7 separate regions of the Homo sapiens genome follow, and regions 1, 2, 3, 4, 5 and 7 are each linked to region 6. The links are chromatin loops, found by intact Hi-C in ENCODE. Cell type or tissue: heart right ventricle. All regions are shown on one strand. Region 1 overlaps TCF4 (transcription factor 4). Region 2 overlaps TCF4 (transcription factor 4). Region 3 has its middle 50 kb from the start of LINC01416. Region 4 holds the start of LOC105372135 (a long non-coding RNA gene). Region 5 overlaps TCF4 (transcription factor 4). Region 6 overlaps TCF4 (transcription factor 4). Region 7 holds the start of TCF4 (transcription factor 4).

The links. Hi-C counts contacts between places; a loop is a spot of excess contacts. Peaks named below come from ENCODE experiments on the same cell type or tissue, not always from the same donor. Only the 100,000 strongest peaks of a DNase experiment are listed, where the experiment ranks them.
Region 1: a loop joins it to region 6, with 3.0 times the contacts of the local background. A loop is called at or near these places in 54 of 110 quality-filtered maps.
Region 2: a loop joins it to region 6, with 4 times the contacts of the local background. A loop is called at or near these places in 64 of 110 quality-filtered maps.
Region 3: a loop joins it to region 6, with 4 times the contacts of the local background. A loop is called at or near these places in 27 of 110 quality-filtered maps.
Region 4: a loop joins it to region 6, with 6 times the contacts of the local background. A loop is called at or near these places in 74 of 110 quality-filtered maps.
Region 5: a loop joins it to region 6, with 2.5 times the contacts of the local background. A loop is called at or near these places in 6 of 110 quality-filtered maps.
Region 7: a loop joins it to region 6, with 2.7 times the contacts of the local background. A loop is called at or near these places in 44 of 110 quality-filtered maps.

Annotation. Positions count from the first base shown.
Region 1 is chr18:55,320,403-55,324,402 of GRCh38, forward strand. The region is part of intron 8 of TCF4 (transcription factor 4); the gene reads right to left. Among named protein-coding and RNA genes, the nearest start is that of TCF4-AS1, 130 kb to the right of the region's middle. RefSeq lists a silencer at 2,006-2,385. In heart right ventricle, a CTCF peak has its summit at 2,092; DNase peaks (open chromatin) are centred at 1,499 and 2,049; H3K4me3 peaks cover 3,825 bases; H3K27ac peaks cover 4,000 bases.
Region 2 is chr18:55,404,022-55,408,021 of GRCh38, forward strand. All of the region lies in intron 5 of TCF4 (transcription factor 4), which reads right to left. Among named protein-coding and RNA genes, the nearest start is that of TCF4-AS1, 47 kb to the right of the region's middle. In heart right ventricle, a CTCF peak has its summit at 2,048 (motif pointing right); a DNase peak (open chromatin) is centred at 2,050; H3K4me3 peaks cover 30 bases; H3K27ac peaks cover 3,703 bases.
Region 3 is chr18:55,867,719-55,871,718 of GRCh38, forward strand. No RefSeq gene overlaps it. Among named protein-coding and RNA genes, the nearest start is that of LINC01416, 50 kb to the right of the region's middle. In heart right ventricle, no CTCF peak of the experiment used is centred here; a DNase peak (open chromatin) is centred at 2,393; H3K4me3 peaks cover 639 bases; H3K27ac peaks cover 4,000 bases.
Region 4 is chr18:56,573,320-56,577,319 of GRCh38, forward strand. LOC105372135 (a long non-coding RNA gene) reads left to right here and starts at 178. Exons shown (of 2, transcript XR_935514.4): 1 at 178-383; 2 at 1,058-1,846. In heart right ventricle, CTCF peaks have their summits at 2,953 (motif pointing left) and 3,158; DNase peaks (open chromatin) are centred at 1,739 and 3,742; H3K4me3 peaks cover 931 bases; H3K27ac peaks cover 3,405 bases.
Region 5 is chr18:55,520,159-55,524,158 of GRCh38, forward strand. All of the region lies in intron 3 of TCF4 (transcription factor 4), which reads right to left. Among named protein-coding and RNA genes, the nearest start is that of MIR4529, 43 kb to the left of the region's middle. In heart right ventricle, a CTCF peak has its summit at 2,075 (motif pointing left); no DNase peak of the experiment used is centred here; H3K27ac peaks cover 2,083 bases.
Region 6 is chr18:55,242,411-55,246,410 of GRCh38, forward strand. All of the region lies in intron 15 of TCF4 (transcription factor 4), which reads right to left. Among named protein-coding and RNA genes, the nearest start is that of LINC01929, 120 kb to the left of the region's middle. In heart right ventricle, no CTCF peak of the experiment used is centred here; a DNase peak (open chromatin) is centred at 1,761; H3K4me3 peaks cover 1,119 bases; H3K27ac peaks cover 4,000 bases.
Region 7 is chr18:55,587,661-55,591,660 of GRCh38, forward strand. It overlaps TCF4 (transcription factor 4), which reads right to left and starts at 532. Exons shown (of 20, transcript NM_001083962.2): 1 at 378-532. It overlaps LOC105372126 (a long non-coding RNA gene), which reads left to right and starts at 2,239. Exons shown (of 3, transcript XR_935479.3): 1 at 2,239-2,315. RefSeq lists an enhancer at 2,117-2,346. In heart right ventricle, a CTCF peak has its summit at 2,287; DNase peaks (open chromatin) are centred at 79, 571 and 2,231; H3K4me3 peaks cover 2,853 bases; H3K27ac peaks cover 3,165 bases.

The sequences.
Region 1 (4,000 bases), 78 kb after region 6:
TAAACGATATTATTTCAAGTTGCCCATTCATAAAACTGGCTTCTTAAATGAAATTATTAATCTTCTGAAACTGCACCTTCAAACAGTTGTGTATATGTATGTATTACAGAATATGCTCATCTAGAAATAACCGTTATGCATGCATCTGTATGTATATACACTCACAGGCATATAGCAGCACATACACATGTTTAATTCGTTTGCGCCAATTGCTACAGCTGAACTGGGCCTTCCTGAAAGCTCTGATCTGTCCCCTTTGGCCCAACTATCCCTGATTAAGATCAATCCAAATGGAAGTTCAAAGTACACAAAGAGAACAGTTTATAAATGGCTGCTTTTCACTTTTCTCTCATTCTTCTTTTCTATTTTAAAACAATAAATTTTTGCTCCTCTATCACCCAACAACTCTTCCCGAGAGCCCCACATACCGATTTGAAAATATTGAAATCCTTTTCCTTCAGTGGGCCCAGACGAAGGAAAAAAAAAATAAACCTCCAGATGGCAAGTATAAACCTTCTGCTGGGGTTATGCACAAAATACCAGACACATTTTTTTCTTAAATAAAGCGTTTCTGTTGGAAGGGGGGGAAATTGAGGGAAGAAGCCACACAGCACAAATAACTTATGACAATACTGTTATATGCATGAATGAACCCGTTTGTTTTTCCTTCCCCATTTTGGCTTTAAATATATATCTAAGCTTATATAATCTACTCCTTAATTTGATCTCTCAGTTTTATGTGTTTGCTCTATTTTAACCTTTCAGGTTCTCTCCACTCTATCCACTGCACTCAAGCTTCCAACTTAGTAAGACTTTAGATATCACAAAACCTCAATCCAGGGAGAAACTTACCCCAAATTTCCTCTCAGCCTAACTTGGGCTTTCTCAATTCTGCTTCTCATATCTGCTTTTCCTTTCTAACAGTCATTTGGAAGGAATAAGAATTTTCCAAAACTCTTTAAAAAAAAAAAATCATACCACCTCTCAACTTTACCTGACTGCAAACTTTCGCTCTAGGATCCACTCTCTAAAGCTCTGAAAGCATCTATTTTTCTACTCTGGGGGAGGAGTGGGGGGAAAAAAAGACGAAGGAGAAGAAGTAGGCAAGAAGAAGATCTTAGGATTGGCAAATGATAAATATTTCATGGCACCCAGGAAGGTGCGGCAGTCCTGCACAACTTTGCAAACAATGATCACCACCTAGGATGCTCATCCCTGCGACAATAAAACTTGTCAAAAATCCCCCTCGCAGCCCGCATTCGCTTACCGCTTTCCCATTATAGTAGTACATCAAAGAGTTGCCGCCCATGCCCGGGATTGTGTATGCGCAGTACATGGTCTCGGATTCTTTTTTCTCCTCAGTACCACTCTAACAACTTTTATTTCAAACTCGCTGTCCCTTTTTTCACAACAATTCCTTCAGTTGCATTTTCCCATATGGCCGGGCCAAGCGTGGTGAATATGCAAAGCAGGAAGAGACCATTCCTGGCGGGCGGGGGAGGCCGCGGCGCTGCTGTCAGACGCTCAACTTTGCGCAGCGGAGCTGGAAGGCAGCCCGGCCCTGATGGAGCTCGAAATCCTAATGCATACGCGAGATCGATTCAACTTTTCCGAGGGGTTTTTATTAGTTCCTCGAATAATGCCGATTCTTACAAATTTCTGCAGTCTTCACTTTTTTCTTTTTCTTTTCTTTTTTTTTTTCCTTTTTTTTTTTTTTTTTGTTTTGTTTTGTTCTAGGCACCCTTTTCTTCTCTAAAATTTCCACTCAACTGCCTTAGGGTAAAAGTGGAACAGGGTCCATTATTGAGCAGAATACAAATGCAGTTAATTGACTCCCCCTCTCTCTCTCTCCCTCTCTTTCTTTTTTGTTTTAATTTGATTAAAAAGCGAGTGGCAGGAAGGGAATCGTATGATGCACATCTAATAACTCTGCCATCTGTCTCTGCTGCTGGCTAGCTCCCAGCATTGTACGCAGCTGCCTGAGAACTCGACTCGGAGAAAGGGGAGGGAAAGGGGAGGGAAGAAAAAAAAAAAAAAAAAAAAAAAAACACCACGTCTCTGACCTCGCTCAAAAGGAGAGAGGGGGCAGTGTTTTCTGACTGCTTGGTCAACAACCTACAAAACGGGGTTGCGGAATGAAACAGAGTAGCAGTGCGGCCCGCCCCGGGCTCCGCGGGCCCCGGCCTCCCCGGAGCTGGTGGGAAGCGCGGCCGCCCATGAACTTCACCTCGCCCCGCCGCAGACAGCCGCATGGGCCCAGAGCCTACGGAGGGGCTGGGGCGCTGCTCCCCTCGCTGGCGCTGGGCGCCCCAAGGGCGCACGTTCTCCACTCTGGAGTTGGGTGCTTTCACTGTAGCTTTAGACAATCTACTGCAACTTCACGCTATTTGCTGGGCTCTAAAGCAAGTTTATTGGTACCTTCGAACCGACGAATATCTTACAGCTGTCAGTTTCCCCAAAGGCACCCCTGAGACCACATTTTCAGAGTTTTGCAGCATCCCCGCAGCCCAGTATCTGTATAAATATTTTAGCAAACATCTCATGCACATTTTTACTAAACTTCGATTTTGCTAAACTTTAAGAACGTGAAAACCTTTGTTCACCTTTATTGATCACAACTGAACAATAGAATCCTTATAGATGGCAAGGTTTCTCACAAGCAAGTTGATATATTTATTTATTGTCTTTTAAAAATATTATACCAATCAACAAAAAGGCGGGGGGAGGTACAAAAAAAGGAAAGAAAGAAAGGGAGGGATGTGGGGAGAGGAGATGGGCTGACTTGAGCTTGCCAAATTCAGAGCATCACAGGAAAGGAGGGCCTCTGGGAATTGATCCCAAATGAAACTAAATCATTTGCATATGCCGAAGCAAATGCCACCCGAGCATACATCTATTCTCAAGAATCAACTTTAATAATTCAAAGCACCTATTTCCTTACAACTCAATATGCTAACAAAACACATACAGTATTAATAAACAAGGAGGAATAGTGGTGTTGGTTCCGAGGAGCAAAGCCCGGGCTAATGGTGGAAAGTTTCCCCACTCTCTAAAATAAACACACACACACCGCACATCCACACACACGTATCGAAGGCCCAGAGGTTTGTCTAACTCACTTGCTCTGCATTTATTCGGAAGGTCCCCAGAGGTTTGTGTAAACAGTACTTGAATTATAATCACACATTTCATTCAAATTTCATGCTTTGAGGATTTTTTCCTCATTAGAACAGTTAGTTGTCAATCTGACAGGATCACATTTGTAACCTTTAAACCACCCTCACTGCTTAATACACAAGGCCAGGGTACCCACCTACCAGAGGACAGTATGTAAAAACCACCACTTAGAAAAGAGGCTGGAATTTAAAGAGATAAGTTGGGGAGTTTCCTGGTTGTTGTTTCTTTGTTGTTTCTTCCCTTATTGAGAAGGCTTTTCTAGATCCTAACTTTCCATGGGTAGACTGCTAGAAAGATCTCTAAACTCTTTTGATAAACAATCATTCTGCTTCATCTACGTTAAATACCTTTTCTTACCTATTTTGCAAACATATAAATGCCTTCCTATTAATTATGTAAATATAAACCAAATTGTCATGGCTTAATGAGCTACAATTCCTATTTTTAAAATTGAAGCTCTCATTTCTTTTAATATATTGTTAACATGTGCATAAATAAATATTTTTAATCTGATGAGGTGAAATCGATTTTTAAACCCTGACAATTCAGCACATAAGACTGAAAAAATTAAAATGAGACTAGAACATTAAGCTTCTGGGCTTCATTGCCTAATGGAAACGAGTCTAAGATTTCAAAAGCACAAATTTACAATGATTAATAAAGATATAATGCTTTGAAAGGTGATCTACGAATTATAGCCAGTGAGACACTGAACGTATTATCATCCAGTGATGTTTGGTTTTGGTTTGCTGACCTTGGAGTACATTTCAATCACAGAACTCAAGTCAGTGGCTTGTCAACTGAGACATTTCTGCGATCTCAG
Region 2 (4,000 bases), 160 kb after region 6:
TCCCTTTCCCAGGAGTGAACCCCATCATGATCAAGATGATGATGGAATTTACATTTGGGAAACAGGGCTTTTGAAAAATTGCCTACTCTGAACCCAAGTTCAGATTCCACCAATAGACCCAGCAGGACAAGGGATCATGGAATGTGAATGTCTTGTTCCAATTCTAACAACCCAATTTTTATCTGTAGACTGCTCTACAGAGATCTATAGACCCTTCGATGCTATTCGGCCACATCTAAGAATAAAATCAAGGGTGTTCATTTGTTTCTTTTTAAAGTTTAACCCCAATAATCATTAGGGAGGATAATGAAATCACATTACAAGAGATCTAAGCAGTAGAGTCCAGATAGTGACATGTGGAGAATCATTGTAGAAATCTGTCCATACCAGAACATTAAAAGGGGCTAAAAGAGGCAGGCAGGTGCCTAAGACCCCACCCCACGCAAGTCTAAAGGATACTTCTTTCGTCAAGACTGGAGCTTTACAGTAATTGTACTTGATACATAGGACTACAGTATTCCTTTTTCCAACAGGAAAACTCTAAACTTGTATTTTGAGAGGCTGAATAGATTTCCTTCTGAAGTTTACAACCCCCAAGTTTTCCCCTCTCAACTCAACACGAATGCTAAAAGTAACAGTAGTCTTTTTATCTTTTAGGTCAATGGCAATGGCAATGTTATTAGAGTATGCCTTCCTGACCCCACACAAAGAATGTATCTTTGATACATTTATATCCATAAATTTTTCTATGTGGTCAAAAGGGTATCCTGTATCCAAGTCATTACATATATAAAATGGATGGTGGTTTTCAAAGAAAGCCAAACCTAAGTCTTAAAATTAACCCCGTTTCCCAGTATTAACTTTTCTACTGATTTTAATGAATCTTAAAGTTGGGAAAACACCTCCGCCCCATTTCTGGTCTAGCGCTCAGCGCAAAGTATAAAATCAATGCCCCATATCAGTTTCAATTTCAGTGAAACAAGACACCATCGCACAGACTGTCAGTCTTAGAAGATCTAACAGAATAACTTCCATTGTATGAGGATTTTGCACTGAAGAAAAGATAAATTTATACTTGTATCAGCAGTGTGAATGGTCACAAAGACATATTTACTCATCTGTGTACATCAAATTTAAGCTACTTATACCCTTTAACTTCTCTCTATAAATATTACTAACAGAAAAGGCTCGACCTTCATGAGCTATCAAAGGACGCGTGTCCTTCCTTAAGCTCTTGCATCTAAGAATGCTTCAATATCACCATTACATCACTTACTTTGATGTAATATTCACTTGTTTAACAGGTAGATAGGCAGGCAGGAAGCTGGGCAGGTAAGGAGGCAGGCAGAAAGACAGAAAGATGGATAAAGTAGAATCTGCTCTGACTTCCTAAGAAACTGAACATCTAGTGTCCTGTTTTGGTAATTTCTAAAAATCCAAATTGTAAAATACAGTTTAAGGAAGAAAAAGCATCTATTTTTTTCTCTAGAAGGAATTCCTGAAGCTATCCCCTGTAGAATTTCACCACTCAGCATTATTTCCCAACTTGACTCCAACACACAGAACAGGAGGGAGGAATCTTTCTGCCAGGATTTGCCTCACTTATAGATATAAGTTGGGCTACTCCTTCCATTATTTTAAAGATAAAAGGGCAGGATTTTAAAAGGAGAGAGAGAATAAGTAGGAGAAAAACAAAGAGAGGAAGAGTGGAATGCAAAGAGCAAGAGGTAGGAAAAGAAAGAGGCAGGAGGGAGAGGAGGAGGAGAAGAATATGAATTCACGCTGCAGAGTCCCCAAAGTACTCTTGGCTACATGGAACCCAGCATTCTTTACTATCATATCAGATACAGACTGCTTAATCTTAATTTTGCTTGTTAAAAAATATTTATCCAGATACAAAAATAAACCCACTGCAAATTACAAGTTGTCAGGGTTAAAAATCTACTCCTGTTTGTGTGGGGGAGGATAAGAGACCAGCATAGACATGAATCATTCTCAGTAATTTGAGTGTTTCCATGACATCAATGGGCACCCGTCCAGGGCTCTGTCGAAGTCTGCGAGGTACCAAAGAGGCAGCACAGCCAGCAGGAGGCTGGGAGGTGGACTTTTTTTTTTTTTTTTTTTTTTTAAGGATTATGCTCCTTGTAAAGATTTCATCTGTAGCATCCACTTTTACCATCAAATAGATCGGTCCAGAGATCATGAACAAACACATTTCATTCTGATAGTGTAAGCTTTTAACTTTATTACATCTTTTTGTTCCCCAATTCAACTATAAATCTGCCCTCAGAGCCAGAACCCCTGTTTGGGAGCAAAATAATCAGGCACTGTGGATAAAGCCCACGCACCTTCTCAAACATAAAATCGCGATTCCTATCATTTTTTTTAAAGACTAAAAGCAGCCATTTTAAAAGGACACCTCAGTTTCTAGAAAAGAAACTATCTTTTGTGTAAATTATCCATTAAAAATTAGCTATGGTCTTGATGTTGATTTTCTGCTTAAAATTCACTTGGAACATTTGTTTCAGATAATAAAATTTTCAAGAGCGCTGATAACATGTTTGAGTAGGATCCTTAAGTAACTATCTGTGCTCATGAACACAAAAGCTCTTAAATATCTGTGTTTACTCTATGTCAGGCATGGATTTTTGTCACTTATACCAACTGGCTGGCGCGGACAGCCTCTTTCCTCCTTTCTCCATTCTTCACCACCCGCCTCCCCCCATCCCCACAACCACAACGGGGCTTTGAAAGAGCTAAAGATTCTATTTTTCCAATATTTAAAAGAGATAGCAGTGATGAACAAACCCGGCGCGTTCACTGCGGAATTTTCGAGACAACCCTCCGGTACTAGAATGCGACAGCCGCTGCGGATATTTTTTGGCACAAAGACAATGGTGGCAGTGCCAAGCCCCATGGCTAAAACTACTCAAAAGAGGCATAAGGGTAGCATTAATCGCTCAAGTCTTTTACTGCATGGAGTACTGTTGTCCATATTTTTAAAACTAAAAGTACCCGTTAGTAACATTTGTTGTATGCCCATAAAGATGGGGTTGGTGCGGGGGGCGGGGGGAGATTCTGAAATATATACCAGAAACAAATCTTGTCAGGCATTTGATTCATTTTTATACCTAAAAGGACCAAATGTTAAATTTTGCTGCTGGTGACGATTTGCCGTGCATGAAATGAATATGACCTAATGGAGTACACGAAGGGCTGAATGAAAGCTATAGAGAGGATTTCATAAACTAAGTCGACATATTGGCTAAACAACTTTCTTCTGCAAAAATGATGTATACAAGGGAACATGTAATACTATGTCACAATTTTTTAAATTAAACAAGGAAAACGCTGTAAATGAGCAGACACAACATCCGTCAATCAATCCTTCTGGAGACAAAGGAGATCAACATGCAGCCCCGTCTACAGAACAAGTCGGCATCTCCAGTGAGCAAACAGTCCAGGAAGTCAACATGTGTTCTGTCCAAATCGAACCCGTCCGCTGCTAAAGCCTATATTTAAATTTGATTATTAAAAATGGCACCAAATGGCAATCAATAAAGGATTCACTTGCTTCCCCTGGCCCAGAAAAACTAATATGAGCAGGAAAGGCAAGCAACTTCCATATAAAAAAAAAAAAAAAAAAGTCAATGTTTTGCTGATCTATTCAACAATCTTTTATCTTGCTGTCCCAAGAAGGAGCAGGAAAATTTGCTTTTTATTTGAGGGTGATATGGTTAACAAATGTCTATAGAATTTCAAATTGAATATTTTTATATTCTTGTATTATCAGCCATTTGACTTCCAATTTTTCTTCCGATACATCCATGGTATCCTATTGTAAGGGAACTGGGTGACAATGAAAATATTACATGAAGGGAAAAAAATGATCTCATAAATCCATTCCACTCATAGGGATACTTCTAAGAAGGATCACCTTTGGTAGATTACTGCCCCTGGATACACATGACAGTTCTAAACCACCTAGAAAGAGCTAGAG
Region 3 (4,000 bases), 630 kb after region 6:
AATGAAAGTTGTTATCATAGACACAAAGGATTTTGAAACAATTGGACTTGGACATAAATATTTTGTATTAGTAAAAAACAAAGCACAAATTAGAAGCACACATTTTTTATTCTATCCTTAATGGAAAAAAGGGAAAAGATGAAAAATAATTTGAGTTGTGTAGCATTGAAATATTTGATTTTCAAGATGTTTTATATGTATTCTCTTTCTCTTTTTTAATTGGGTTTAAAAAGTCATGATTAAGTGATTTTACTGAAGTTATAAAATTGATGTTTTATAAAGTATCAGAGTATCTGATGAAAAGGTAAAAAACCAGTCAGTGATGGGGATGCTTGCATCTGTAAACCAGATATCTGAATGTTTTCTTTGCTGTATGAAACTTTTGGTCCCTGGTGTAGATATAACCTGGATTTCTTTATTCACTACTAAGAAGCTATGAAAAGTTTCTTGCTCAAAACTTTAGAATGGAGGACAAGGGCTTCATAACTGGTTACTAGTACAAACTCAAGAAAGAAATCCTTCATGAAACACTTTCAACTCATACCTTACACAGAAAGAGCATTATAAGGATAAGTTCAATTTTTCCTCTTAAAGTCAGGTATTTTGGGGTTTCTTTTGATCCTTGATACAGACTTAAAATGGACATCTGTGTCCATGATGATAAAAGGGAAGTAATACTTTCAATTTGGATAACCTTGATTTTGTGATTGTTTTGGGAGAAGTGCCTTATCTGGGTCTATTTTGGCAACAGTTGTATCCATTTTGGAGGTACCTCTGTTGGATGACTTTGTTGAGTGCTATCTCCCAGTTTTTACTATAGATGTTAGAAATGAGCCTCTGGACAATTAAAGGGAAATCCTTCCCATTAACGTTGCTGACAGCCAGCTGCCATCATAGTCTTTGTAACTTCTGGCCATCACAGTATTATTTGTGGGACAGGAAAAGAGCCACTGGCACAAACGAACTTAAGAAACCATCCCTACACTGCCTCCTGTGTTCCCTGATTTTTGTAGTCCCTCAACTCCTGCACATGTTTTAACATACCAGACCTACATAACTGCAATGAGCTCAATTATCCTGCATTTTCATGGGTTTGTTAGTTTTACTTTGCAAGTGTGCCTGGGCAGAGTTTTAATAAACATTTCATTCTTCATCAGTATTTTCTAGTCCTGGTAACATAATAAAAATTATCAGTGGGTTTATATTTTAGAAAATATTCAGATGAAAGGAACTCTGACCAACTGTGTGAAAATCTAGGAGTGGAATCAGACTCCTGCATTTTAATAAAGCCCTACTGGTCATTCCAATGCACAGCCAGATTGGAACACTACCACCTTATGTTGTCATATGAACCAGAATGTATACACAGTCTTAAAATATGGGCGGGCTGAATGTTTTGGTGCCCTGACTCACCAATTCAGCATGGAACATTTATGCAGTGAATGGTATACCACTAGTCTGAAAGAATTAATACACTTCAAGGAGTGCTCAGTTTATACTCTGAGCCTAACTTAAAGACCCAATAACTTCAAGCTCCTGGAACAAGGGCATAGTTGTCAGAATATACATGAATATTTAACAGATATAGTGGGAATATCCAAAATGACTTTGCAATATGTCCAAACAGCTTTGCCCTGTTGATTCCATTTGCTGTTTTTTGGCTGTAGTTTGAAGACTTAGCAGGTGCTTTCTACACCTCACTTTCCTCATCACGACTAGAGCTGTAGTCTCTGAGGAATTATTTGAATTCAGAGAACTGCTGGGGCTGCAGAATGAACAGCCATGTAGCCCTTTAAAAATACTATGTGCACCTACAGGTCAAAATGTCTTTAATTCACATTCTGCAAGAGGCTGCATTTTCATTCCAAGAACGACTTTTAATTTTTTAAAAGTATGTTTTCAGAATGGAAAAAATGTGGACAGATAAGGTCTTCTGGGGGAGCTGATCATCCCTGGGAATGACTTGGAATGAGTTTTCCTGATGAGTTATGGGAGCATGAACACATATCCTGTTTTCCTTCTCAATTCAGAAAGATTTTCACATAGATCCCTGTTTGCTCCAACTCATTCATTCTGTTTGCAGTCCTTTTGCTAAGACATCTGAAAGGAAGCATTGGCTTAAAGGTTCCGTCCCAGGTGGGATGAGGATTTCTGGAAGGACAATTCTTGTTGAATGTTATAATTGTCTGCATTTCATTTTTCCTTTCTAAGGAATTTCAAAATAAGTGATCCATTCTTCAAGTCCCAGATGTTGTTGTAAACCAGAATTTTGGAACATTTGAATTAAAATTCAATCCCCCAAAGTTCTGCTGAGTCCCAGCTCTCAAACCAAACACTGACAAAAATGTATTTGTGCAATGGTTCACATGACTTCCTCAGTGCACCGCGTCCTGGGCTGTGTGACTCAGTCCCAAATGAACTGACACACCATACTGTAAATTTTATAACAACCAAACTCCAGGACACTAGAAATGACTCCTTGGTTCATAGTTTTTGAAAGACTAAAGTTCTGGAAACATCCTTGAATATTGATTTTTTATGACTCTTAAGCTATGTTGTTTTCCTAACAAAACTCTCAAAAAAAAAAAAAAAAAAACCCTAAAATGTTCAAGTCGGTTAAAAAGTTTCCTGCATAGCATTGGCAGCCGTTTCAGTAAGACTAGTGAAGAACACGTGTCTTAGGGGATGGGGATTAGTCATTATTATCTTGTCCAAATTTAAGCAGATTATTTTGGGAAATGTAAATATCCATGATTTAAAAGCAGTTGAGAGACAGGCCAATATATTTAGCAAAAAATGTTTTCAAAGTTTCATATGAATCTCCGATGTTAGATTTTCGCGGATACAAATCTCAGTTTTCCATTCCCCCTTCTGCCCGCCATTCATTCACCTGTGTTTGTATAATGGAAACCAGTTATACAGCTCTGGTTACACATCTGTTTCATGCATGTGCAATTACAAGCCGTTTTAGCAACTAGTAAAACTACAGGTGTCTGGGTTTTAATGTAACCGTTTAAAAAGAGCAGTTCATGGGCCTCTGATTATTATTTTTTATAGCTGGCAATGTTCCTAAAGTAGACTGCCAGCTCAAGGGTTAAACATAACTCTGTTTCTCTCCCATCTGGTGGAATCTCTGAAACCCATTTGTAAATTAATTTTTGAAACTTTGAATCCATACTGCTGCATACAGTTATTGTATTCTGCACAGACAGCTTGTACTGCTGCTTTACATGGCTCCAACAACAAACAATTAACTGGATTTTGAGTGGTGGATGCTAAAGTCATTAAGTACGTGTATCTATTTGGCTTGCTAACTCCTATACCATAACAGAGACCACAGTTACCATCAAATCACTTTGATAAATAATGTTGTCATGTAGTTTCATAACAGCTGTAGAATGTCGATCAGTGCCTTCTTAATCAGAAGTTCAGTTCTGTATAAATGAAAAATTTCACTTGGAGATCTCTCTTATTTTTTTTTATTTTTTTTATTTTTTGAGACTGAGTTTCGCTCCTGTCAAAACTCAGGCTGGAGTGCAATGATGCGATCTTGGCTCACCGCAACTTCCGCCTCCTGGGTTCAAATGATTTTCCTGCATCAGTCTCCCGAATAGCTGGGATTACAGGCACCCACCACCATGCCTGGATAATTTTGGTATTTTTAGTTGAGATGGGGTTTCACTATGTTGGCCATGCTGGTCTTAAACTCCTGACCTCAGGTGACCCGCCTGCCTCGGCCTCCCAAAGTGCTGGGATTACAGGCGTGAGCTACTGCTGCGCCAGACCAGATTTCTCCATTTTTAACCTCTCTCCATTTAAGAGCAGATGGAAGATGAAAGAGTTCTAAGAACTATTTTAACAACTACTGAAATTCATTATTTGCCAATAAAATAGTCCAAGAATAAATTCGTCTGCTCTTAGAAGAGAAAGATAGGTATGTAAAAATATAAGTGGAGAGAATTGATTTACAGATTAATTTCATTAGACTAAAATTAAGATT
Region 4 (4,000 bases), 1.3 Mb after region 6:
GACGCGCCGCCTTAAGAGCTGTAACACTCACCGCGAAGGTCCGCAGCTTTACTCCTGAGCCAGCGAGACCACGAACCCACCAGAAGGAAGAAACTCAGAACACATGCGAACATCAGAAGGAACAAACTCCAGAGGCGCCACCTTAAGAGCTATAACACTCACCGCGAGGGTCCGCGGCTTCGTTTTTGAAGTGAGACCAAGAACCCACCAATTCCGGACATGCGTGGACTCACTGAGAAGCAGCAAGTTGGCGTTGACTTAGCCCGCTCAGTGTGCAGAGTGGGTTGAAGAAAAGAATAGACCACATCAGAGGAGTAAAGGGGTGGGGGCAAAAGCCAGAGAAGGTGGGACCTTGGAATCACTGGAATGACTTTGCTTCCACTGTGAGTAGACGGCAGAGCCATTGCAAGTTTGGAGCAGAGGAGTGTTGAATGACTTTAATAGCTGCTCTGTTGGGCATAGATTCAGGGAGGACGGGGCAGGGTAAAACCAGGGAGATAGTAACAAGGCCATTGCAATCATGTAGATGCTAGATGGTGGCGGATTGTAACCTCACCTCACACTGATTCCATGATGAACCATGGTTAACTCAGGGAGGGGCGCTAATGAAGTCAAGGCCAGGGATTCTCGTGAATAACCTTTGGGTAGGTGATCTGGAAGCGAACCTGAGCTTCCAGACCTTTGGAGGGCCTTAGCTGTACTACATTTCAGTACTCCTAAAGCAAGTTTTTCAGAAGATTGCTCAGGCTAAAACACCAAACTTCTTTGCAGTGAGCTGGGCTAGCATCAACTTGAGGCTGAAACCTCGGCTTTCTGTACTGATCAGAAGGTTGAGGTTGATAGCAATACCTGTCTGCAAGTCATTGCAGTAACAAATACTTAACAAATGGGGTTTGTTTTGTAGACCTAATCTTTGAAGACATAAGGCCCACTGTGAGGGGAGCAGTTACTACATTCAGCCCTTGGTAGTAAAATCATAAGAACCATCGATGTAGATGATGGCAATAGATCACATTTCCACTCCCACCCACGCATCTCTGTTCATGATTCCCTGCAGGGCCAGGTGGAGATGTGTGCCTGGGTCGGTATAAACCTCTCTCTGTGTTTCAAGAACACACCTTTGGGAAGGTGACAGTGTGGTGGTGGGACAGCAAACTGCCAGTCTAGAAAGCTACTCCAGGCCTCAGTTTCTCATCTGTGGAATTAAGACATTGGCCTGTAGATCCATGGGATCCATCAGGGATCACCCCAGCTCTAAGCATCTATGATACCGTGGGAATGGAGATGAAGATATTTCATTTAACATCTGGTCAAGAGTCCAAGTAAACAGGTGAGCAACTCTCTTGCATACCTAGAGAGTGTGAGCATGAGTAAATCCTTTCACTCTTGGAATGAGAAGGAAATAGTAAACCCACTTTCTAGGCTAATCATGTGATATTTTACCAAACTCTGAGTTTAGAAAGATGTTATATAATCTGGCTTTTATTGCATGTATTTAGATCGATTTTATCAAGCCATGTTCCCTGATACATATTAGGATTGCACCTCAAAGTCTTGGGTAGCCTTAGGTCATATTTCAGCTGTGGTTCTTTTGTTTAGAGCAAGAAGTATGTGGAAGTATTTTGTTTTGTTTTTATCAATCTTGGTAGCTCACGTGATGTCCTTCAAGAGCCAGCCATACTCTGGGGCTTATCGTCTTGGCAGAAAAAGCAACTGTCCAGAGGTCAAACAAGGGCCTGTTTCCTCCCCTGCGAGCCAGCTGAGACCTTCCATTCCCAGACTGAGTTTCAGTCCTTTAGTTTAGCCTTAAGGCTTTGTTCCCTAATAAAATGCAACACACTGGAAAGACTGCCACTAAGTTACTCTCAGATTTACTTTACAAGGATGAGTTGAGATCAACTTTTGATGAGCAGAGGAGGGCCAAATAGACCATGTGTCCTTGGGAGGGAAGAGCTGTGTCCCTGGGATGGGGAGCATTTTGGAACCAGAGGTTGGAAGCACCAAAGCCGAACAGTTCCTTCTCACCAGTGCTTCCCAGGCAGAGCCTCACAAAACAGCACAATTGTGGCAATTCCCCTGTGAGGCTTCTTTAAGAACCCTATTTTCCCTGGTTTAAGTAAACTCAAATATTTCATTTGTATTTCTGTAAGCACACATTTTCAACTCTTGCTGCCTTCTTGGCTGTTGAATGACTGTCATCACCATGTGTAGAATCATGGATCTAAGAATCCTCAGTGTCACTTAGTCCAACTTTCTTCCCCAAATAGTCTCTTCTAGGATATCTTCCCCATTGATGGCCACTATGTAGGTGCTTGAACCTTTGCAGTAACAAGGACTTCATTGCTTCATAAGGCACTGTGTTACATGATGGACTATTGTATTTTTAGGAAGTTCTTTTTATTGAATCAAACTTTATCTCTCTAAACATCAATTGATCATTTCTAGTCTCCCAGAATTACTTTGGTTAATGGATCTCAAAGTCTAAATTCAAACATTGTCACCTAAGCATTGAGGTCCTCCCCTTTTTTGTTCCTCTCACTAGTCTAGTTTTATGAACAATCCTATGAAACCTCGATGACCACACATCTGACAAGCCCATTACTGTTTCAAAAGGAAAGGAAGGTAGGGATCTACAAGCTAATGTCTCCAAAGCAGATCTTAGCACAATTCTGATTCTGCATCCAGCACATGACATTCTCCCTGGAGATAATCCCAATGCCTGCTTAATAGGTTAGAGTCCCAGCGTTTAATATCTGACCGCATTAAGAGTTTTTAACATCTCACTTAAAATTAATCCATAACAGATATTTTTGACATAAAACTCAAAAGGAAATAGCTTCCTACCCAAATTAACTACAAAATCGGGAAAAACTTTAAAAGTTTCTGTATTAGACTGTACACAAGCCTGCCTACTGTATTTAACTGGACTCTTCATGACATCTAGTGGCGAAATCTGGAAAAGTTTCCAGTACTCTAAACGTGGCAGAAGGTGGGAAAACAATTTTTAATCCTATTTGATATTCACTGTTTGAATATTATGTTTTGTGAAATCGTAAACTGAATTCATCTGTCAATCCATTATAATAGTATACTCATTTTTATTTTAGGCATATCTGTGGCTTTATACCTTTTAAATTTGGGCTGACTTTGAAATCAATCACATCTATTTTTTCACGGATGTCAGAAAGAACCACATTGGTTTAGGGGGAGAAAAACATTCTGGATAAGCATAAATAACAACATTTTTAGCTGGAAACACACCACAAAAATGTTTTGCATAACTGTATTCATCTTCAAATGTAGTTTTAAGACTCAATTCCTGTGAAATCTGAGTCATTTATAGCTAACCTTGAATGTATTGTTATTCACAATTAGAAGTAGATAAATTTCACAGGCAGAGAAGCTGACAAGTCTTTAAGACTTCACACTTAGTTTTGCAGGAAGAGCTGAAGTTAATTAGAAGTGATTATACATACATTGCATGTGTGTGTGTATTTGTGTTGTTGCACACAGACACCACGAAGGCCTTGGGAAGGTTGCATTTTTTATGTTTTAAAAATAAACATAATCTCCTTCCCATGTGTTGCTATAAGCCCAGTAAATCTAGGAAGCTCAGCAGGGTTGAACAAGGTCATTTCTCGTCAGGACTCCAAGGGGGAGCAGGAAGCAACCCTGTGCATCAGATGCTGGCATCCTAATCCCTGCTCAGCAAGAGCTTCCCAGGCATGTGGGACAGGTCGTGCCAGCGCCGACACACTGGCAGACCGAGGCTCTGACGCCAGCCACGCTCCGTATCAGCACTGCGGCTCCCTACCTACCGTGCCCCTGGAAGACGAAAATATATCCTCACTCTCACAGTAAAGGCAGGATTCCAACCGAGTCTGCTCACTTCTTGGTTCTGGTAAACAGGAAAGTAGTCATGAAAAGATACATCTAATCACTATCTCAGAATCAGGGAGGCTTTATTGATTTGGTTTTTTGTCGAATTTAAATATATGTT
Region 5 (4,000 bases), 280 kb after region 6:
ATATAAGGCCAATGATAGCATAAGAATGTCTCTAGGAATCAATTTATTCTTTCAAATTTTGACCTTTAGAAGACCAAATCAAAGCAGTATCTTATCATCTCGGCATTGATAAAGTACTGTAAAATAAAGCTTGTCTATAAACGCATTGAGTCACTTAAATAAAAAGCAATATGTTTCACTTCTTCAGCTATATAAATATAGATATGTATATATAAAAACAAGTATCATCCCACATCCACATATATATGGCATGTGCACATGGGAAGGATCGATGATGTTTATAGATGTCTATATGTATTTATATAGAGATATACATAGGCTCCCAAGCAAAATGTTCGTTGTTTTTAAATTCTCTGATTTTTGTTGGTAACAGTTATTTCTTGTTAACCACATAGTAAATATGAGACTATCACATTATGTAAACCATGCAAAGCTGATTGAGTTACATTTTTCCCTGAAAAACATATTCTGTGAATTTATAAATGAAGATGCAACTTTTGAACCGGAACACACGGCTTTATTTATGAGCAAAGAACTGGTTAAAGAAAATGTGATCATACAGAAAGGGCAATGGGCAGGTTAAGGAGAAAATACCAAGGGAAAGCCTGCCATTCATTAGGCAGGAATCATAACAGAATTGTCTGACATTGCTCCACAGTTTTATTCCTATTACCAGTTAACCATAAAATTTATGTAGAAAGATTTCACTGTGAAATCAGTGTTCCTTAAGCCACTATAGGCTTGTGACATTTTTTTCTTTCAGCCTATTCGTCGCAATTCAGAGTCTAATTATCCAGTTTGTGAAATACCTAGGCCTTGGTATCTTTTCCTTTTCTCAAATTTCTTATATGGCTTCTGCACTATGTCTTTGTGATAAGGCTGAGGGGGGTCAGAAAAATGGTGACATTCCTATCAACCAGCATTGCTACTTACTAGGAATTCTGGAAGCGAGTTTATTTGGAAAGACTGAAACAGCTGTCTAACAATTTTCCCCCAGAAACAAAAATAAATGGAATTATCGTTTCCTAACAATAGATTATACATCATGCAAAAATTATGACAAATCGGATTCAAGTAGGAGTATTTTTAGCATGAAAATAACTTTCTTCAAACAGTTATAGTAATAAAAAATAATGAACTTAACTCATTACCTTAAAAGCATGTTATGTAAATGTTATCTTCTAGCTTCTAATAAAGAATAACACTTTGATTTACATTTCATGCACTGCAATGACCTTCAATAGAGATGTCAATAAGCCTCTTTACTGCTTTACAACACCAAAAGCAAACTGTACACATTAAGTCAAATCTCATAATGCAAAACCTTCTTTCTCCCATGTGTTTGCTACCTACATTATACGTTATCCTCCCAAGAAAATCACACCAGAACTGTCGGCTTACTCTCACCTGAACTTTATTTCTCCAGCTTCCCCACAGTGAGTTGACTGATAAAGGCCATGTGCCTTCTGCAAGGCCATCCACCATTGCTCTAAAAAGTGCAGGTTACTTTAATAACCCTTTTACCTTTGATAGAGTATGACATACACAGCACTTATCAGATGCAATTAGGTTTATAATAAATATCTAGACAGAAAATTTGCTTAAGACACGAGTCCTCAGGATTTGTCATCCTCTTTCTAAAGTCTCATTTTTAAAGGGAGTTTTTAGAAAGCTAACTAACTACTGGAAGACCGCTGCCTTCCTGAACCAGTATGGTTGGATGTGTGGCTTAAACAACATACATTTACAGTCCTCTGGCTTTAGACTTGAGAAGAAGCACCCATGAACAGTCGGATGGAAACAGCTACCATCCCCACGGCTGGGGAAACAGGGAAGCGGTTGGGTTTCCAGAGCCTGTAAGCTCAGAGAGACGTGATGAGGAAGAGACACCAGCAGACTGGGGCTGTTATCTCCAAGGAGGTTAATTTTAGGAATGTAGACAAAACTAAAAACTGGAAAAGACTGATGTTACCAGAGTGATGATAACAAGAACAGGAAAGGCCAAGTTCTTCCTCCTCTAGCCTTCTACTCTCCCTCCAGCGCCTCCTATTGGTAGAGGCTGACATGGAGACCAGCATACCTCTTTACAAAATATATGTAGTTAGCCTCAACATCACAGAATATATTAAGAAAGGCAGATTTGCAGCGTCCTAAAGTTTAACATGTTAAAAACTGTGTAGTGAGAAAAAAATCTGCACAATAAAATATAGGGAAATATGTACTCATAATTCAGAGGGAAATTATACTTTGAAAAACATTTTCACCCTATAAAAAATACAAGTGGAGTCTAGAAAACATCACATTTGACAGTTATATAAAATAGAATATTTCTATAAAATAGGTGTCAACACAAAAGATTTGTGAAGAGATGTAAAAGCAGATGGATGTAATAGGAAATATTGTAAGAAAACTAAAAATGCATTAACAAAATTAAAATTTGCATAAAATTGTAGAAAAATTGTCACTGATGTAGACGACAAACTTGAAAAGTTCTCTTACAATAATACATGGAAAAAAAGAGATAATAATAAAAGAGGGAGTACTGAAGATCAAAGATGAAAATATCTACCATAAACACACAGTCATCATGAATCGCTTATGCATGAGAAACATGTATTATTTTGTGGGAGTGTTTAACACATCTTTCTAGGTTCAAAAGAGATCTAGTTAAGAAAAAACTTTAAAAACTGAAAAGCAAATTAAAATGTACACTACAGAAAATAAGCCACATTTCCAACTATTACAAATATAAAAATAAATCTCATCTGAAATACTGAGAAATTCCTAAAATATCATTTGTTGGGACACTAAGAGTATAAGAAATTTTAAGACACAGAAAATACACTGTTTCTTTACTGGCCACACTTTAATAAAACTAGAAAACAGTTATGAAAATTTTAAAAGCTAAACTTGATAATCTCTTTGAAATTTAAATGAGAGTTCAAGTTAGCTATTGTATTAAAAGGAAAAAACTGCCAAAATAACTTCAGAAACTAGTAACACAGAGAATATTACATTATCAACAAAACTTATGGAATGCAGCCAAATTTTTACACAATACAAATTCATGATCTGGAACATAAGAGTGAAATAATTTAACTCAACAGTCAATTTAAGGAAAATGACTTCTATAAAACTGACCCAAGAAAACAAAGGAATAACAAATGTTTAATGAATTAATAAATTAGAAAACAGAAAAACCATAGTAGTTAAATAAATTCAGGAAACACTACAGCACACATAACCCTGGCAGGTCTTATCAGTTTTTTAAAAATGCAAATACAAAAAAAGAAAAAGAAAAATATATAACAATAAGTATGAATTTATTTAAATAATCTAAAATTGCATACATATTTTAAATTGTATGTATATGTGTACAGATATAAAGACTACCACCAGGCAATACAATCAACTGTTACAGTACTTAACTAATAAGAGGGAATTTTTGACTTTCCCTTTTTATTTTTTCACTATTTGCTAAATGTTCTGCAATACATAGTATCTCTTTTACAATTTTTTTAAAAAAATAGCCCAGGCAATACAATCGACTGTTACAGTACTGAACTAATAAGAGGGAATTTTTGACTTTCCCTTTTTATTTTTTCACTATTTGCTAAATGTTCTGCAATACATAGTATCTCCTTTACAATTTTTTTAAAAAAATAGCTTGAAGGGAAAGGATTTTTCTGTGATGTTCATGCCAGACAAATAAGAAAATTTTAGTTCACACAGATTTAAAATGAAAAATACCACCAATATTCCAATTGTTCTAGTACCAAAACTAAAAGTCAATTATTTTCATGAAACTATCTGCAAACTTACACTTAAATATTCACTGAAAATTTAGAAGGTATTGCCGAAATCAATCTTTCCAACATGCAGATTTAATAATTTTTAATATTTACATAGAAAAGGTCAGGCATGTTATTTTGCTGCCTCTACAGTGTGAATAGACCTAAATGAGGTTTCCTGATATCGGATTGAGTATACAGAAGAAAAA
Region 6 (4,000 bases):
ATGACACAAATGCTATGGATCTGTGAGACTATGTCTGAAATTTAATTGTTTGATATTGCCAAATATACATTTAGCATGTTTCTATCAAATAAACATTTCACTTAATTTGACAAGCGCCTTATGAAAGTGTACTATATGCAAGGCACTACATGGGCATTTGCAAGGAAAAATAAACACGTCTATGACTTTGCAGGCACTGATTTTTTTTTTTTTTTTTAAGATGGAGTGTTGCTTTGTTGCCCAGAAAGGAGTGCAGTGGCATGATCTTGGCTCACTGCAACCTCCGCCTCCCGGGTTCAAGCGATTCTCCTGCCTCAGCCTCCCCAGTAGCTGGGATTACAGGCGTGCACCTTTACGCCCAGCTAATTTTTGTATTTTTAGTAGAGACGGGGTTTCACCATGTTGGCTAGGCTGGTCTCGAACTCCTGAACTTGTGATCCTCCCGCCTTGGCTTCCCAAAGTGCTGGGATTACAGGCCTGAACCACCGCGCCTAGCCCAGGCACTGATATTTTAATGATGGGATAATATTACTATACAAGGCAAAATACGATGAATGTCATAAAGGAGTACAAGGTCATGTAGGGTTTTAAAAAATGATGAAGTCATACCCGTTTAGGAAACCAGGGACTACTTTAAGAAGAACATGACATTTTAGGCAGGTTTTGAGTGATGGGTCGAATTTTGATATAGATTATCCAAATATATTTTTAAAGAGCTGACGCTTAACACAACTAAATAATATCCCAAATTTAAGTGAAAATTTCATTTTATATCAATAAGTGGCATGATTTAGATACTGTGTATGTGTGAAGAAGCAAGCAGCTAAGGACTGTGTGTTAACATGTGTTTTCATATTGTCAGACTACATATTTCTGACAAAAAGCAGATTTTTGTAAAGCCCTTTGTAAAGCTCAATGGCTTTGCTACAAAGTGAACAACACAGGGCATTTTGGACACAAATGGTACCTCACTGTATGTGTGTATTATTGGCCCAAATGATTCACTCTTATTTAATTGCCATGAAGTCTTTCATCTCGCAGCTATACAGTAATAGTTTCCATATGACCAGTGGCTCTGCTATAAATAAGATCAAAAGCAGAAGAAAGGATTTAATAAAAGAAAATGACATTAAGAGTAGCATTAAATCAGGGGAAAAATACCTATATCCAACTCGTTTTTTGTTTGTTTGTTTGTTTGTTTTTTGAGAATAAAGCACCCAGAGTACTAGGCAGTTTCCCCAATATCTCATGAAAGGTCTTTTTGCAAGCAGTAGGTATCTGCAGAACCCATTGTGTGCACCTTAGAGTGGCAATGATTAAGTTGTGAGGGTACGTGTGAGGGGTAGAGGGCAGAGTGTCCCATTTAGAGTCAGGTTGGAGAACAGGTAATAGACCAAACGGCAAATTTCACATGGTAAAGAGTACAACTGCAATGTGTCAATGGCAAACGTTCACCCATTTCTCTGTCCTTTTCTGTTCTATTTAATGGAGAAAGACTTTTTGGTAATTCAGAGTTTCTCAGAGAATCATAACATTGCTCAATGCTAGTACATGAGTTCTGAGAAAGGAAGTTTTTTTTGGCAAAGCACAGTGACTTGATATGAAAAGCCAACTTCCCAAACAAATTTTCTTCTAGTTCTTAAAAAAAAAGTACAATGTTAATCTCTATTCCCGACTGGATAAACAGCTGCTAATAACCTCCAGCTCCCAGGGGAGGAGGCTTACTTCCTTTCATCTTCAGACTGGTGGATACCTGACGTGCACTGGCCTTTAGTGGTTCCACATGTTTTTTGCTTTGCTTTTTTTCCAGACTGCTTCGGTACGGGTCTTGCCAAGTCGGGTCTCTTTTCCCCCTTTCCCTTAGATTGCATCCAAAACCTTGGAAGATATAGTCAGTTATGGTACTGCTTATTTGAAATAGTAGTTCTTTTACTGTTGGTGTGTTTAAAGAGGAAATTCAAACACCCAAAGGAGACTAGAGCGCCTTGGGCTCTTGTATCTTGAAGCCCTGTGAGAAAAATGACCATTTTAGTTCCTTTCATACTGAGCTAATTATTCACTTGAGGGCTGGCTATGTTCAAAAATACTCAATTTCTAGTAGTATTGCTAGTGCACTTACTTATTAATACTTATAGCCGTGTCCTAAATAAAGGAGCAAACTTCAACACTTTTTCTTCTAATAGGAAGTGCCCTGCAGAAGATTCCAGAGCCAGTCGGCCTCTGAAGTCTTTCTCACTTGCTCTTAAGCACCTGCTTTAATGGTGACCTCAGTTCTATATCTCAAGGTTTAGACATTTTGCAAAACAGCTTTTTAAACAAATACCAGCTGTTTCCCATCTAGACTACAGGGGGAAAATTTTGGGCAGCTTACAGAAACATTACCCAGAGACTACCATTCTCCAATAACTTTCACACACTTTCAGCTCCAAAAGAGACCCGTCCGTGTGCAGAAGCCAGGGAGAAGGCAAATGTGAAATTAAAATGTGGAAACTCAATACCGTGGTTTTTGACAATGTGTCCAATTAACTGCTTTAAAATGAATGTGGCTATTGTATCAGGACAATGCTTCCCTAAAGATGTCATTTCACTAATATTGGACAGATCTTTTGGTTAAACTCAACTTTATAGTTCTAAGATGATTTATGGATATAGAGGAAGCTATAATTATGCACAACTGTGAATGTCAACCAAATAGGTAGAACCCTCGCATTACAGAAAATGTAATGCTACAGCTTTTTTTCAGTTCTCACTCCTAAAGCTGCTTTGCCTAAACCCTCTTCTTACTATGAACCCATTTTCAACTTCTGTTTTCTAAGCAATTAAGATACTTTTGATTTGAAAAATTTACAGCCATAATAAAAGTTAAAATAACACAACGGCCATGGAATGTGAAAAAATATAAAATGGCCAAGGCCTAATCTTGGCTTTTAAACAGTGCCAAGTTGCTCCAGTATTTTCTGTTTTGGTATGAATGACATAACTGAATTACTTCATGAGTTGCTACTTTAATTCCTAAGGGTGGAAAATTCCATGAGTTAACTTAATTTGGATGTAAAAAATATACATGAAAGCTCGCTCTTCCTGTGGACTCTCATGTGAAATATTCGAGCCAACTGCTGGAGCTGCCGTGCTGTGGAGGGGCTTTTCACCCAATGCAGCCCTGGCTGGCAAGCTGCAAGGACTGGTATCATCAGGCAGTTTTCTTACTTCCATTTAGGTGCATGAGCCTTTATTTTCTGTTTTTGGTTTTAAATCATGTTTATTATATGGCTCTGAAACGCCTTTTCTATCCTGTCTCTAATTGTTGAAATTCTATGTGGACTCGAATATGAGCTCAATGGCATCTTCTCCGGGAAGCTTTTCCTAGCGGTCTGAATTGCTCCTTAGGTCATTTCATAATTCTACCTTGCATTATAGTTAGACCCATATTTGTATTATCACTCTACCAGGATAAAAGGCCTGTAAGATCAGATACTTTCTTTTACACGTTTATGCATCCCCAAAAGCATCTGAAGCACAGCAGATGCAGAAAGAGTGAATGAACATATGTATATTTTCTAATATATACAATATATACTTTTCCCTCCAGAAAATCTGCTTTCCTGAGAAAATAAGGGTAATATTGCATTTTTTTAAATGCACAGTTGTGCCTATTCCAAATTATGGATAGTTTAAGATTATGTCCCTGTAACAGTTCATTTAAAAAATGATGATCACTGTGCTATTAAATGTGTCTGCCTGCCTTTTCCTCCACAATTTAAGAAGAAAACCATGTAAGGATGTAAGAATATGATGAGGTTATAGGGTCTATTTTAAATACACGTGTGTGTGTGTGTGTGTGTGTGTGTGTGTATCTTTTATATTTTAAAACTGGGAAAGACAAGGTTTTTGTCTTTGATTTATTTAAAATTCATGGCTCCAAGATGCTAAACACCAGAGAACTAGGATTTGTTTGTCCTAGGTGCAGAGAGAGCAGGGTTTTGAGGTAAACATCCAATGC
Region 7 (4,000 bases), 350 kb after region 6:
AAGATGAGCGTCTCTGGAGTGAAAACACGTCCAAAGGGGGAGGGGTGGGGTGACAGGGTTGGGGGGAGCGGAGTGGAGGGTCGGGTCCTCTAATTGTCCAGCACCCTAATTTGTGAAAGAAAGGGGTTATAAAAATTAAAGTCAGGCCCCTGGCAAAGTCCTCGGTCCCTCCGAGGGGGCATCAAGGGGAGGGGCGGGGGGGCTGGCGGCGAGGGGGAGGGAAGCGGCGGGAGGGGAAGGGGTGTCTCTTCTGGGAGCGCCGGGCGCCGGGAGCCCGCGGCGCGGGAGGCGCGGAGCCGCGTGCGGGGCCGCCGAGCCCGAACCCCGCGCCGCCGGGCGCCTCCGCCCCGCCGAGCCCCGCAGGCGCCGGTACCTACCGCCCGCGCGCGAGAAGGGGCTCTCCGTGCACCGCCGGCGCCGAGGCGGCGTTCATGTCTAACCGCCGCCGCCACCGCCGCCGCCTGCTCCTGCGCCCGCTCCCGCGCCTGCTGCCTCCCCGCCGCCGCCGCCGCCGCCGCCACTACAGATCCGCAGACACACAGCCAAGATCCCTGACTCTTAACACCAACTCTCTTCTCCGGGGAGGGGAGGGGACGGAGGGAAGGGGGGAGGGGGAAACACGCCGAGGCGCACGGAATTGCAAGTTCAGCAAAGAAATGGGTGGGGGGGCTCCGGCGGGGAGACGCGACTTGCTCCGGGTCGGGCAGGCTAGGATGCATCCCCCTCGCACCCACCCCGAGGGGAAAAAAAAAAAATCTCAACACCTCCCCCGCCTCGCCAAAAAATACAAACGAAAATTCATCGAGCACCTCATTTTTCCTCAGATCGTCAGTTACAATCTGAAGCCTGAACAGTTCAGTTTTTGCCCGTTGCATCCCTCGGAGGCACTTTGAAATTTATTCGAGTTTACATCCCCTCACTTCTTTCTTTCTCTTACTCTCGTTCCCTCTCACTCACACATCCACACACGGCAAAGCAAGTTTATACTAGGCTGCAAATACACGTGATGCAAAAAGACTTTGCCAAGAGGAACAATATTTTTCTTTTTCGTCTATAAATCAAGCCACATTTTCCTGGGGAGATTTTCGTTTCGGTAGTTTTGCGTTGGGGGCGAAATCTGAATTGCATACTTTCTTTCCCCTCCCTTTTAAGTCACAGAATAGTATAACTGCAAACTTCGAAAAAAAAAAAGGGCAATTTTTGGGGGTGGATGTTGTTTTGTTTTTGCACTTGAGTTCCTAGGCACGCTAAGTCCCTGTTCGCCAGCACTGTAAGTTTTTAATTCAACATTTACCATTATAGGCCCTGCATGCTCTTAAAACATACTTTTTCACATCACTTTTTAGGATAAAATTTAAGCTTCATAATTCTATCGTTTCGTAATAACAAGCGTGCTTTATCCGGTATATGCAACATAAGCTATTTTAACGTGTGTTTGAAAAAAAAAACACACATTCTACAAATCCTGGTATTGCTAGATGTGCGAGTACATACACAAAATGCATGCACACACTTTTTCCCATTGGCAATTATTTAATAGGTTGTCCCTTTTGTTTTAATAAAACATCGGGATCGACATTTTAAAAATTAAATTCAATTACAAACAGTTTACTCTGACGGCAAATTGAAACGTTACCTTAAATGGCCACAAATATTCTCACAATATTCCAAGGAAAGAGACTTTAAAAAGAGAGACAAAAATCTTCTGCAAGTACTTAGTATCTCACATGTGTATCCCCAAAAAGTATTTTAACTGGTACTCAGTCCTGCTCCAGGGATATCCACAGATTACAAGATTATGCACCTGGCTCTGGTTTTTGCATTTTCCACCATAAAACTGCAACAAAATTCCCTCCCCCAAAAAAGAAATCATTAAAAAAAAATCCAACAACTTTTTCTTATTGTTTATAAAAAAAAAAATGAACACAGGATAGTTATAATTTTTCCTCAAACAATTCTTGTTGGTGATTTTTTTTCTTCTCTCATAAAGTCTTAAACTTGTTCCAAGTTTAGAGGTGTCTCATCATCATCATCCTCCTCCTCATCATCATCACCATGGACTCCCCCGTGGAGTCACATTGATAATAATAGGTTTCCCTGAAAGATACATTGTAATCCATTCACATCCGGGAACTGCGGGCTTATAAAGAGAAGGAGCTGCGGCCGCGGCTGCTCCTCCAGACAATGACTGGGAAGGGGCGGGGCGGGAGCAGGCGACCATAGAGTGGTAAACAGAGCGCCTAGAGAGGCGGCCAAGATGGCGGTGCTGGTCGACCACGCCTCCTCCGGGAGCGGAGGCGGGTGGCTGTTCTCGGGTAGGCGTCGCGCGTGGGGCGGCACTGTGGGAGTTCCCGAGGCCGAGGTCGTTCGCAGGCCCCATTTCCCTGCGCTCTTATTCGTGTTGCCGCTTCTTGGCCGTCCTTGCTCTTTGACACAAAAGTGTAGTTTCGGCACAAATTTACAAATTAAACTCCACAGACTTCCGCAGGGAAGTGAGATACCCCCAGGTCTCCCTGAGGAAGGCTCGGGAAAGACTGGGCCGGCCTCACTCACAGTAAGCCTGACCCTGGGTTCTCCCACTGTGTGGAGCCAGATTTCTCAGCGAGCCTTGGGCGGCATGGGAAAAGGCCTCTGGGCCAAGTTGGTCCTAGGCTGGAAGAGGGATGTGGGTCCTCTCCTCCAACTCCCCCACCCTATCTTCTTATAGAGCGCTGGAAGTGTGTGAACTTTCCAAGTCCAAAAAGTCTTCACTTGGCGAAGACCTTCATCTATTGCTTTGTAGACTCAAATGTAGTTTGTGCCATAAGCCACGACTGACTCAACCCATTTCTGGCCAAGCAGTTACCTTCTGTAGCCTGTTTTCTGGTCTGTGTAAAGCAAATAACGCCCACTTTACGAATTTTATAGTGGATACAGATAAAGATGAAGCCACCACGAAAGAAATAATTCCTTTTCATCTCTTAATTCCTTGCTAAATCAACTGATACCGCTAACCTAGCCAATGGAATTTTAAATGGAAATTTCCCTACTCCAAAACAATAGCTTTTAGTCTTTGCAACAGAAAAGCAAGTAATAATAATGACAGATAACACATGTGTTTACTATATGCTAAACAGTGTTCCTATAACTTCACAAATACTGGCTACTTTAAGCCTAAGAATAACCCTATGGAGTATGTATTACTACTGTAATTTGTATATTGGGCAACAGAAGCAAGTAAAATTGAGTAGCTTGACCCAAGGAAGAAGTTTTGTAAGTGGTACAAACTTAACTAAGTCACACAACTATATTGAGTGACAGAGCCCACCTTTGAAACCAGACAGTCTGTGATAACAGTCCACATTCAACCATATTCCTATATACCATCTGGCAGTGGGAACATCCTAATCTCCATTTGCTGATAAAAGTTTGTGGCAGTAACAGAGTTCAGATCAATTTCGGCGATCTTTTACTTACATGTAAGTTTTTACAGAACAAGAATTAAGGCATTTATTGGTTGTTTCCTGTACATTCACACATGGTGAAGATTCCTGTCTTCCATCCCCATTCGGTGTTCTCATCTCAAAATAATATCTTACATTTAGACATTACTTTTTGCTGCATTATCACAAGCATCATCCCCAATTCTCAGAGTTAACCCCTACAGGTTCTGCTTAGATGATGTAATGAAAAGATCACAAACGTTGGGTTAGGAGAAATTCCACTGGCTCTACCTCTAGTCATTCTTTGAACTAAGGCCCAATGTCAATGTCTTTTGCTGTAAAATCCAGAGGTTAGATTAGATAATCCAATAAAACCCCTTCTAGCTTTTAGGTTTTTAAGACTCCTCATTCCGCTGAATTTCTTTTTTTGTTTGTTTGTTTTGTTTTGTTTTGAGATGGAGTTTCACTCTTGTTGCCCAGGCTGGAGTGCAATGGCACGATCTTGGCTCACTGCAACCTCCACCTCCCAGGTTCAAGCGATTCTCCTGCCTCAGCCTCCCAAGTAGCTGGGATTACAG